2 separate regions of the Mus musculus genome follow, and region 1 is linked to region 2. The links are chromatin loops, found by intact Hi-C in ENCODE. Cell type or tissue: left cerebral cortex. All regions are shown on one strand. Links, peaks and the distances in the headings refer to the core of each region. The heading gives the core; the rest is flanking DNA. Region 1 holds the start of Ppp1r15b (protein phosphatase 1, regulatory subunit 15B). Region 2 holds the start of Pik3c2b (phosphatidylinositol-4-phosphate 3-kinase catalytic subunit type 2 beta).

The links. Hi-C counts contacts between places; a loop is a spot of excess contacts. Peaks named below come from ENCODE experiments on the same cell type or tissue, not always from the same donor. Only the 100,000 strongest peaks of a DNase experiment are listed, where the experiment ranks them.
Region 1: it touches region 2 in a loop (3-fold over the local background); 17 of 42 quality-filtered maps call a loop at or near these places.

The regions. Positions count from the first base shown.
Region 1 is chr1:133,128,477-133,133,842 of GRCm38, forward strand. It overlaps Ppp1r15b (protein phosphatase 1, regulatory subunit 15B), which reads left to right and starts at 2,690. Exons shown (of 2, transcript NM_133819.3): 1 at 2,690-5,139. The coding sequence starts at 3,271. In left cerebral cortex, for the core only: no CTCF peak of the experiment used is centred there; DNase peaks (open chromatin) are centred at 1,208, 1,671, 2,703, 3,715 and 1 more place; H3K4me3 peaks cover 3,345 bases; H3K27ac peaks cover 4,505 bases.
Region 2 is chr1:133,043,510-133,048,875 of GRCm38, forward strand. Pik3c2b (phosphatidylinositol-4-phosphate 3-kinase catalytic subunit type 2 beta) reads left to right here and starts at 2,503. Exons shown (of 33, transcript NM_001099276.2): 1 at 2,503-2,914. In left cerebral cortex, for the core only: a CTCF peak has its summit at 2,602; DNase peaks (open chromatin) are centred at 2,207, 2,604, 3,090, 3,346 and 2 more places; H3K4me3 peaks cover 2,567 bases; H3K27ac peaks cover 3,071 bases.

The sequences.
Region 1 (5,366 bases), core at 303-5,302, 85 kb after region 2:
TAGGAAAGAAACTTATCTCATCAGATGAAGTGTGCTAATCCTTGCGGTATTTATGTATAAATTTATTCTCTTTAAGCTTCTCTAAAAAAATAAATAAACTCATAAATAGACAATCTTGTGGATCTTACAGTATTAAACATTTAGCCAAGCATATGTAAATTTTGTCACATCCATTTATTAGGTTTTTCTTTTATTTTATAATATGTATTTGTTTTGTTTTGTTTTGTCTGCATGCATGACTGTCCACCATATGTATGCTAGAGGAGGCCAGAAGGCCTTGGATCCCCTGGAACTGGAGTTACAGACAGCTGTGAGTAAATCTGTGGGTGTTGGGAATTGAACCCAGGTTCTCTAAAAGAGCATCCAGTGCTTTTAACTGCTGAGCTGTCTTTCTAGCCCTTCATTTTACTAGTATACAAATTTACTTATGCCTTTAATAAATGGTATAACTATAGGTATATAAAATTGTTTTAAACTAAATTTATGAGTCATTATCAGTAAATGTTTGTCTTGTATACCATTACCTGTGATCACATAAAACTGTCTTGGTGAAAAGAGACTGTGGAGAATTTTTAAGACATTCTGACCTAGGGGTTGAGGAGGTGGGGAAAGAGCTTGGGGTACTAGCATGAGACCTGAGGTCAGAGTCTCAGAACAAGGCAAAAACAAGAGACAAAAAAGGCACTGGAACCATGACTTGAGCGATAATTACCTGCTCAGGATCACAGGAAGAGAACACGATAAAAACATATTACACAAATGGAAGAAATTCTGAACTAACGAAACAAACAATTAAAAAGGAATCGCACAGAGATTCTAATGTGTCATTTAAAAACCAACTTAGGGGAACTTTCTACAGAGAACAGTTCCTCCTCATTGGGAAATTGAAACGTTGGTACAGTTCTTTCATTACTGCCTGGACTGGAGGGTACATTTACAGGAAGGGCTGGTGCAAATTGTTAAACGCCACTAAAAGGCGTGAATCAGCCTTGAAAAGGAGCAACAGATTCTGACCCGTAGGGCCATTGAGGCCTCAAGCAGACCTTGACCTTCAAGTTGAAACTGGGAGTGTAAGTAGGTATACACCACAAGAAAAGGTGAGGTCTTTCCTCTAACGCTCGGAGGAAGGACAAGTCCTGTGCTCCAGAGGAGGAGCCGCAGAAGCGAAGGCTGGAGAGCATTCGGGCAGCGCAGGCTGAACAGAGCCTTTCTTTATTTTGTAGGCAGTGGTAAACAATGGAGGATTGTAAAGAAGAACGAGAGCAGAATATTAGCTAGTGTTTGTGTTCCTACCCTCTCTGCCTGGGGATACAGCCCCTCACCCAGCGGTTAGATGATCCTCTCGGCTTCACCCCAAAAGGAACTGAAGCCCGAAGTAACTTATTTGCATACTCGGACCTCCTGCTACTATGAAAAAAACGACTCATTGCTAATTACGTTTTCCTAAAGCTTTTAGGATTAAGAAACCAGTTACTGCCAGACACAAGTAATAAGATGTTGTGGGGGCGTAAACAGTAAAAACTCTTGGTTTCAGGGAAGAAAGAGCTTGTTCCTTGCTCAACAAGTCATGAGGATCAGCTGACCCTCCCCCAGGGCAGCAAGATTCTCCTCCTTAGTGTAACCACTACGCTCTGTGATAGCCACTTGGTCTTTGCATTGTGGATTAAAATGAGAATAAGAAAGTGAACTAAAGACCAGGCATGGTGGTGCATGCCTTTAATCTCTTTGCTGGAGAGGAAGAGACAGAACTAATAAGTTCAAGGCCAGCCTGGTCTACATCGCCAGTTCCAAACAGTCAGGGCTCTGTAGAGAGACCCGGCCTCAAATAAACAAATAAATAGATAAGTAAGAAAAGAAAAAAATAAAAATAAAAAAGGAAGAAAGAAACCAAACTAGTAAGAGATAAATCAGCCAGTACTTGGTTGGAAGGCCGAGGCAGAAAGATTGTGGTTAGTTTGAGGCCAGCCTGAGCTTCATAGTAAAATCTGTTTCAAACAAACAAAATCCTCCCCTTATTACAGTAATTAAAATTAATCAGCCAATATTTTTCAGAGGACAAAAGTCACCAATGTGTTATCCTTCGCCGGATGCTCTACTCTGTGGCTCTTGTTACTGAGGAAATAAGTGAATTGAACGCGCTGTTTCTGAGTTAGTTAACAGTTATCTTCCCACCTGTGACTTCAGCTTGCTAGTAACACCGCGTTTTTCTTTCTGAGGGGTATTTTGTCAAATGGACCCTGAAAGATGTCCAAATTAGATCACAGGCAATGCTAGAGACTTAGAAATCCTAAAGCAGAGGGGACAGGAATGTGTGAGTGATTCAGTTTCACTATGATTCACTAGGGATGATGTGTGTCTTAGCACCAGGCGAGTTGGTTATACAGCACTGCCTACATCGTTTCACTCCAGTCTTCCTACGCCCTTAATAGGAGAAGACCGATACACGTGTCAGATAAGCGGATAATTTGCCTAGCAATCGGATCCATAAAAAAGGGCTCGGGAGAATTCTCGGGTTCTCTTGAAACCCACTCACCTCCCCAGCCATTCCCTTTGACCTAGAGGGTGGGGCGCGGAGTCTCCTAGGAGACCAGAATGAACTGACTGCGCAAGCGTACATCCTAGGTCCGGCTGATGCAACTCGCCGCGTGCGAGCCCCGCTCTACCCCGAGTAAGGAAGCCGACAGGGACCACAGACGCGGCCAATCAGAGGCCACGCACGAGGGTGAGGCAAGTCCGCCTCTCGGGAGGCAAGGGTGGGGGTTCGGCGAATGACGTGAGGCGCCGCTGGGCGGTAGGGAGTAGACGCCCTCGGTCCTCCGTCTCGCCCTGCAGCTTCCGGGTGTGCGGCTGCGGCCATTTTGAGCTTCGCTTCTTTGCGCCCTCGCCTGCCACCCAGCCACCCTTTCCGCCTTGGCGTTTCGCGCCTCCGTGCGGGCCACCGGAAACGCCGCCGTCGTCTCCGTCGCCGCCGCGCGAGGGAGGGTCTTCTCTATGGTGGAGCGATCTCACACGGCCTAGGACGTCTCCTTCCCTAGCCGGGATGGACCTAACCGCGGTCGCCACCGCTTGCGCGGGCCTCTGGGCCGTCCGGTGCAGCACTCGTTGCGGAAGCCGCCGCTCTCTGGGCCTCCTCTGCCGGCGCGGGAATCGGACTGCAGTACCCACTCCGTGGCTGGGCAAGGCGGAGACTGTGTAGACCTCGGATCCAGCCTGCGCTGACGCCGCTGAGCTCTGTCCTCCTCCTGTCTGAGAAGCCGCCAAGGAAAGGAGATGGAGACAGGAACGCACAGGGCCCGGAAGCGGCCTGGCCCTCGGCTGGGCTCCTGGTTCCGGCTGCCCTTCCTTCGGCGATCGCACGCCTGCTCTTCGGAGTTCCCGCCGCCTTCCTCTCGACAAAATCCCGGGAACTCCGCTCTGCCCGAGCGTCGGACCAGGTACTGGACCAAATTGCTTTCTCAGCTCCTTGCCCTGCTCCCTAGCCTATTCCAGAAGCTGCTGCTTTGGAGCCAGCTTTTCGGGGGCCTGATTCCTACCAGATGGCTAGATTTTGCCGCAAGTTACAGCGCCCTGAGAGCTTTGAGAGGACGGGAGGAATCTGCCGCTCCCACGGTGCAGAAGTCTCTGAGTTCACTGCGGCTGGACTCTTCGGAAGACTTGGTTGTCAGTTCTCTTGATTGGCTAGAGGAGGGACTCCAGTGGCAGTGCTCGTCCTCAGACCTGGAGTTAAAACTCAAGGCCCAGGAAAGAGCTTTAGACTCTGCAGCGCCCACTTTCCTCCTGGAGCAGCAGCTGTGGGGAGTGGAGTTGCTGCCCAGTAGCCTTCAAGCTGGTCTAGTCTCCCACCGAGAACTTGACTCTTCATCCTCTGGGCCTCTGAGCGTTCAGAGCTTAGGTAATTTCAAGGTAGTTTCCTATCTCCTGAACCCTTCCTACCTGGACTACCTTCCCCAGTTAGGGCTGCGCTGTCAGAGCAGCGCTGGAGGTGGCCAGTTTGTGGGTTTCCGAACACTAACCCCAGAGAGCTGCTATCTTTCTGAAGATGGTTGTCACCCTCAGCCGTTGCGGGCAGAGATGTCGGCAACCGCCTGGAGAAGGTGTCCGCCTCTCTCTACAGAAGGCCTGCCGGAAATCCACCACCTTCGTATGAAACGGCTAGAATTCCTCCAGGCTAACAAAGGGCAAGAGTTACCCACCCCTGACCAAGATAATGGCTATCATAGCCTGGAGGAGGAACATAACCTTCTCCGGATGGACCCACAACATTGCACAGATAACCCAGCACAGGCGGTGTCCCCTGCTGCAGACAGGCCGGAGCCCACTGAGAAAAAACCAGAATTGGTGATTCAAGAAGTTTCACAGAGCCCCCAGGGAAGCAGTCTGTTTTGTGAATTACCCGTGGAAAAAGAATGTGAAGAGGACCACACTAATGCAACTGACCTCTCAGATAGAGGAGAGAGCCTTCCTGTTTCTACCAGACCAGTTTGTAGCAACAAACTGATAGATTATATTTTGGGAGGCGCCCCCAGTGACTTGGAAGCCAGCTCTGATTCTGAAAGTGAGGATTGGGGCGAGGAACCTGAGGACGATGGCTTTGATAGCGATGGCTCCCTGTCTGAATCAGACGTGGAACAGGACTCGGAAGGCCTTCACCTTTGGAACTCTTTCCACAGTGTAGATCCTTACAACCCCCAAAACTTTACAGCCACGATTCAGACGGCTGCCAGAATTGCCCCCAGAGACCCATCAGATTCAGGGACATCCTGGTCTGGCAGCTGTGGTGTAGGGAGCTGTCAGGAGGGACCCCTTCCGGAGACCCCCGACCATAGTTCCGGGGAGGAAGATGACTGGGAACCGAGTGCAGATGAAGCAGAGAATCTTAAATTGTGGAACTCTTTCTGTCATTCTGAGGACCCCTACAACCTTTTAAATTTTAAGGCTCCTTTTCAACCGTCAGGGAAGAATTGGAAAGGCCGTCAGGACTCAAAGGCCTCTTCTGAGGCTACAGTGGCCTTCTCTGGCCATCATACCTTACTTTCTTGTAAGGCCCAGCTGTTAGAGAGCCAAGAAGATAATTGTCCAGGCTGTGGGCTGGGTGAGGCTCTTGCTGGAGAAAGATACACCCATATCAAGAGAAAAAAGGTTTGTTCCCTTTTACATGACTAATAACTTGCTCTATTTTGATATGGTTACTATAGCAGCATGACTTTGCCTCTGGAGGCACAGTTGTGCACATTTTTGAGGAAGGCATCTGAGCTGGTGTTCTTGAATTGAGAAATACTCCAGTGTGATCCTTCTTCCCAATATAGAGAAATGTTCTTCTCCAAATGAAAGGTGCCAGTATTAGATGTTAGCAGGGGTGTCATTTT
Region 2 (5,366 bases), core at 224-5,223:
CTGCCCAGCAAAAGCCCTCTTCTTTATTCTTCCGCTGAACCTGTCCTGAAGACCTGCAACTCTGACTCAGTGTTATACATCCGGGTGTCTAGGTGCTACAGATGAAAACATTCAAATAGTATCTGCATCATCATACAAAAATATCCAGCACTAGCTGTGGCCTCTATGCTAGCTGTAAGCAGCTGTGGGCCTCCATCCTTAGTTCTCTCTTGGTGTTGGGGGCTTAAGCCAGGGCCTTGTGTAAACCGAGTTATGTACTCCCTCGTTTCTTTCTTTTTTTTTTTTTTAAGATTTATTTATTTATTATATGTAAGTATACTGTAGCTGTCTTCAGACACTCCAGAAGAGGGAGTCAGATTTTGTTACAGATGGTTGTGAGCCACCATGTGGTTGCTGGGATTTGAACTCTGGACCTTCAGAAGAGCAGTCGGGTGCTCTTACCCACTGAGCCATCTCACCAGCCCCCCTCGTTTCTTTCTATGGTCATTTAAAACCTAACCACATTTTTTACATCTTCAATCCTATCTATTGGTTTTGTTTTGTTTTGTTTTTCAAGGCAGGGTTTCTCTGTGTAGCCCTGGCTGTCCTAGAACTCACTCTGTAGACCAGGCTGGCTTCGAACTCAGAATTCTGCCTGCCTCTGTCTCTCAAGTGCTGGGATGAAAGGCATGTGCCACCACAACCAGCTTTCTATACTATTTTTACTCTTTTTGTCTCAGCAGAATTCTCAAAGACGATCAAGTAGCAACTATTTTTTTTCTTCAGGGTATAGCTTCAAGACTTACTGCTCTCCAAATCCATTTGCCAGTGAGTCTCTCCAGGCAACTTTGTCTCGCATGCTTTGGGCCATCTCCTTTCCTCTTTGGGACAGTTTGCATTTTCACCCCTTTGCTCCCTGGTCTTACCTCTCAGCATAGGAACACATTTCTTTCTTGTCTTAAAAGAAAACCAAGCCAAGGGTGTTGGCTCAGCACTTAGGAGAAAGAGGCAGTACAATCATGAATTTGAAGCCAGCCTGGGCTACATATCAAGTTCAAATGGCAGCCTCAGCTACATGGGAAAACCTGTGCCAAACAACACTTCCATACCTGATCTTTCATGCTCCTTTGTATTCCTCCTCTAGTTGTTAAGCTTCTAGAACGAGTCTTTCACCATCAAGCCACCGGAACCTGATTTAGCTCTCACAGGCTTCTTTTTCTCTTCACTCACCTAGTGATGCCCATGAGGTTTCTATCTAACCGTTCCATTTCATCCTCGATGAAAACAAAACAATATTCTCCCTCAAATACTTTAGAATTGTGAACTCGACTTTTTGGGGGTGGGGGTTAAGATTGAATTTATTTTTAGATTCTGTATATGCTTGTGGGGGTGTGCACATGCATATGGATGCCTGCAGAGGCCAGGAGAAAAAGCAGCAGCTCTCCTGGAGTTACACACCACACCCGTTGGGGTGCTTCTGCCTCCCAGGTGCTGATTGAGGACCTGGCTTAGGGACTCCCCTTTTGTACTGCTTTTCTCCACCACAGGACTTCCTCTAGTTGTTCAAATCCTCATTCTACTAGACAGCTCTCCTCTTTGTGAGCTCTCCCCAGTTTCTACCTCTACCAACCTAGGAAGGCTTTAGCCCTTGTCTCCTGGAAAACTGCTCCGGTTTCTTACAGAGTTTCATGCAAATAAGGGGGCGGGATCAAAGGCCCCATGTGTTTTATAAAGACCTTTCTGACTTTGATAGACTGAAATGGTAGTATCTTAAATATTTCCTTGGGGCAAGGCAAGGGATGCTTAACAGATGTTTCCATAGAAGCCTTAGCTAGAGAGCAGAGGGCATGGGAGCTGAGACACCTTCTCCCACCAAGGCTTGAAGGGGTACTGAGGAAGAAGGCTGAATCCCAGTGTGACTGGCAAAGAAAGGAAGATAGCAAAGAACAAGTTCCTGGTTGAAGAAAGTGTACTTGGAGATCCGAGACCCTAGTTATTATGCAAACGGAGCTGGCCAGTACTGGGTAGAGCCCTTAGGAAAATGCTTGACACAGGTGCTTTAAGGGAGGTGCCCGGAGAAAATAACACAGTTTCAAAGTTTGCTTCCTACCTTAATAGGGTTGGAGGCTTCTCTACTTCTCCTCCCCACTCAGGTTGGAAGACCGCCCTTGAGCAAACGGGAGAGAAAAGTGCCAACACAGCCTCCCCCACGAAGGTGGTAGTTCTTTAGAGCATCCCTATCATGCATAATTATGAGAGGAAATTTTCGAACGGATAACTGAACGCCCAGCCCGTGTCGCTTCCAATAAGGTGATCTGGCTTGTTTCACCTGACCCAGAGCAAGGGGTTCCAGCCTGGAAAACGACGACAATCTGCCAGCGGGAAGTGGGATTGCTGGCCCCCGGGGTCTGCTCAGGACGCCGCACACGGTGCGGAGGCGGGAGCGGGAGGGGGAGGGGAGGGGGAGAGGAAGAGGGGAGGGAGGGGGCCCGTGTTCCCGCCGCCCCGCCCTCTGGCTCCCGCGACTAGGCGATTCGGCGTTGCGGCTGTTGCCGGCGGCCTGGGCCGCGGTCCTGGCAGGAGCCGGTGAGCCTCGCGCGCCGTGCAGTGCGCCGGCTGTCCGGGAGATGGCTTCTCCCCGCTCGCTCGCCGTTCGCGCTATTGTCTCACCCGGGGCTGCCTGACTGCGAGCTCGTGCACGCTCCCGGCAGACAGCACCGGGCCCGGGCCCGGCCCCCACGCCCGTCGCTTGCCCGTGTGTCTCCTGCTGCGGGGATCCCAGTGCCCGCGCGGTGCGAGCGAAGGGAGCAGGCGACACTGAACATCACGCGGGGGCTGGAGCCGCCTGGATCTTCCGAGCGAGCCGGGTCGGCGGAGCCCTAGACACCCAGCCACGACAGTCAGGGTGTCGCGGCAGAACCCGCGGCCAGCGCAGGTAGGAAGAGCACGCGGCGGGGAGGACGACCCCGGGGCTGCGGAGCGCCCTCTTAGTCGGGGCGACGTGGGCAGAGCTCCCGCCCCGAAGCGCCAGCGCCGGGGCCAACAATGGCAGGGCCGAGAGCCCAGCCGGGTCCTCCGAGCACTGCAGGTTGCTCGCCCCCGCCCCACGGCTCGCCCGCGACTCGCGGCCTCGCCGGGCTTGCACCCGCCTCCTCCTCCGGAACACACTTCCCGGGTGCAGCTGCAAGACGAGCTGGGACCAGGGGACCGCTTTGGAGTCGATTTGTTTATTAGTTTGTTTAAGAGCAAAACCTGTCCTGGAGTGGGGGGTGGTGGGAGTGGTGCCTTCCTGTGCAGCGGGAGTGAGAAGTCAGCGTCCAACCTCGGGACGGTACACATTTTCGGCCAGGCGGAGGGTAGGGTTGGCCTTATAAGGATACTGCAAAAGCAGAAGACTGAAAGCTTGCAGGAGAGACTAGGACCTTCAGGCCCGAGTCCCCGGCCCTCCGGGAAAGTGCTCCTCTCCTGGGCAGTACTTGCCCCTCATTTTTCAGTTTTACACAGCTGCAGCTTTGGTGCGATGATAGAAGCTGGAAGCCCCAGCAAAACTGCCAAGCTGGGGTGGGTGGGGTGAAAAGTCCAGGGGCTTGGCAGGCTTCTGGGGTGTGGAAAGAGGTTACCAAATGTATGAGGTTAGTGCATTCACCCTTGTTGTGCAGAGGTTGAAGTGTCTAAACTCTGCCATTGCTCCTTCAGGCTAACCTGGCCCTACATCTCACCTCCCTTTAGGTATCTTTGTGGTTTCCCAGTCCCAGCCCACCAGTCATATTTAGGGTGAAAGTCCTATTGTCTCTGGTTGCCCTGGTGTTTTTATTCAACTTGGTCAGAGAGTTCTGCAGCCTGGACTGATAGACCCTAGCAGGCCTTTGATTCCTTAGCGGCTGGCAAGCTACCTGGGCTACAGAAGTGGGCTGATACAGCCCCTCCTTTCTCTAAACTACCTGCTTGTCTGGGACATGGCCAAGCAGATGTAAGCAATTTGCACTGAATTCCAGCCCCAAACCAGCCCTGAATGAAAACTTACTCGATTTGCTCCCACTAGGCCTTGGAAAGAGATTCAGGAGAGAAATGGCAACCCTGACACACAAATAGCCTCCCTCTTTCCAGCTGCAGCTCCTGGAGCCCAGTCAGCGAGCCTGACGCTCCTTCAGAGCCTGGTAGTCCCATTCGGGGCTGTGTCCGTGGAAAAATTCAGTCGAGGCACATTTTATAGCCCTGCCTGACGGCCTGCAGTGTCTGAGGAGACGGTGGCTTTGAACAAGAGCCCTGGACCCAGACTGGGGCTGCTTCTCCTTTGGCTTTTGGGAAGCCCAAGGTTTGGCTCTTGTAGCTCAGAGCTTACTGCTGAGTGCATGGGTGTGTCTGTCTGAATCTGATCAAGCTCCCAGGCCTGGCCAGAAGGCAAGCCTATCCATTTTCCTTTCCACTGGAGCACTGGGTAAGGGAAGGGCAATTCGTTTATTTTGGGCTCTACACATTTTCATTTTTCTGGGGTGCTTCTTTGGCTTTGCCTGTTGGTCTGGAGCAATTTTTTTTCTTCCCCATGACCTAACTGTGCTCCTACAGAGGTTCTACACCTTGTAGCCCTGTAGGTCTCTTTGTGGTGCCCTGTCCCAGTATTTTAAAGGTGTTGTGTGTGTTGTAGGGAGCATTGGAGAGAAAAATGGAGGAGTCTCTGTTTCTTTGGGGATGGTGTAGCTAATCACAAACTTCAGTCCTCCAGGATGTACTCTTAGTCCACACCATGTGGAGTAGTAGCAAGGTGAACGTGAGGCACGGCTTTGAGTGAGTCCTGGCGAGACTTAGGTTCCAGACCTGTGAACGTGAATTTCATTTAGTTTTCATATCTGTAAAATGGGAGGGAAAGTATTGTGGCTCAGAGGATTGGTTTTTCGTTTTGTTTTGGTTTGTTTTGTTTTGGTTTTTGTTTTTCGAGACAGGGTTTCTCTGTGTAGCCCTGGCTATCCTGGAGCTCACTTTGTAGACCAGGCTGTCCTCAAACTCTGCCTGCCTTTGCCTCCCAAGTGCTGGGATTAAAGGTGTGCGCCACCAACACCCAGCTTCAGAGGATTGTTTTAAATACATTACCCAAATGCAATTATGTGTGCAAAGACGGTCAGAAAACTGCAGAGCACCCCACAAATATTAGCTAGAGCATCCATGTGAAGAGAGGAAGGCCAGTCAGGGGTGTAGCTGGGGTAGGCTGAGGGGAATGTGGAGTAGGGAACATCCCAGATCCTTCCCTTCTTTGAGTGAGGGAAGCATGGTGTGATAATATAAATACTATTCCTTGTGTGTTCCTCTTTAAATAGAGCTGACAGATGGGAACTGGGAGAGAAAGACTATTCAGTAGTTGTAGGGGATTTGGGAGAAAGACTTTCTAAAGG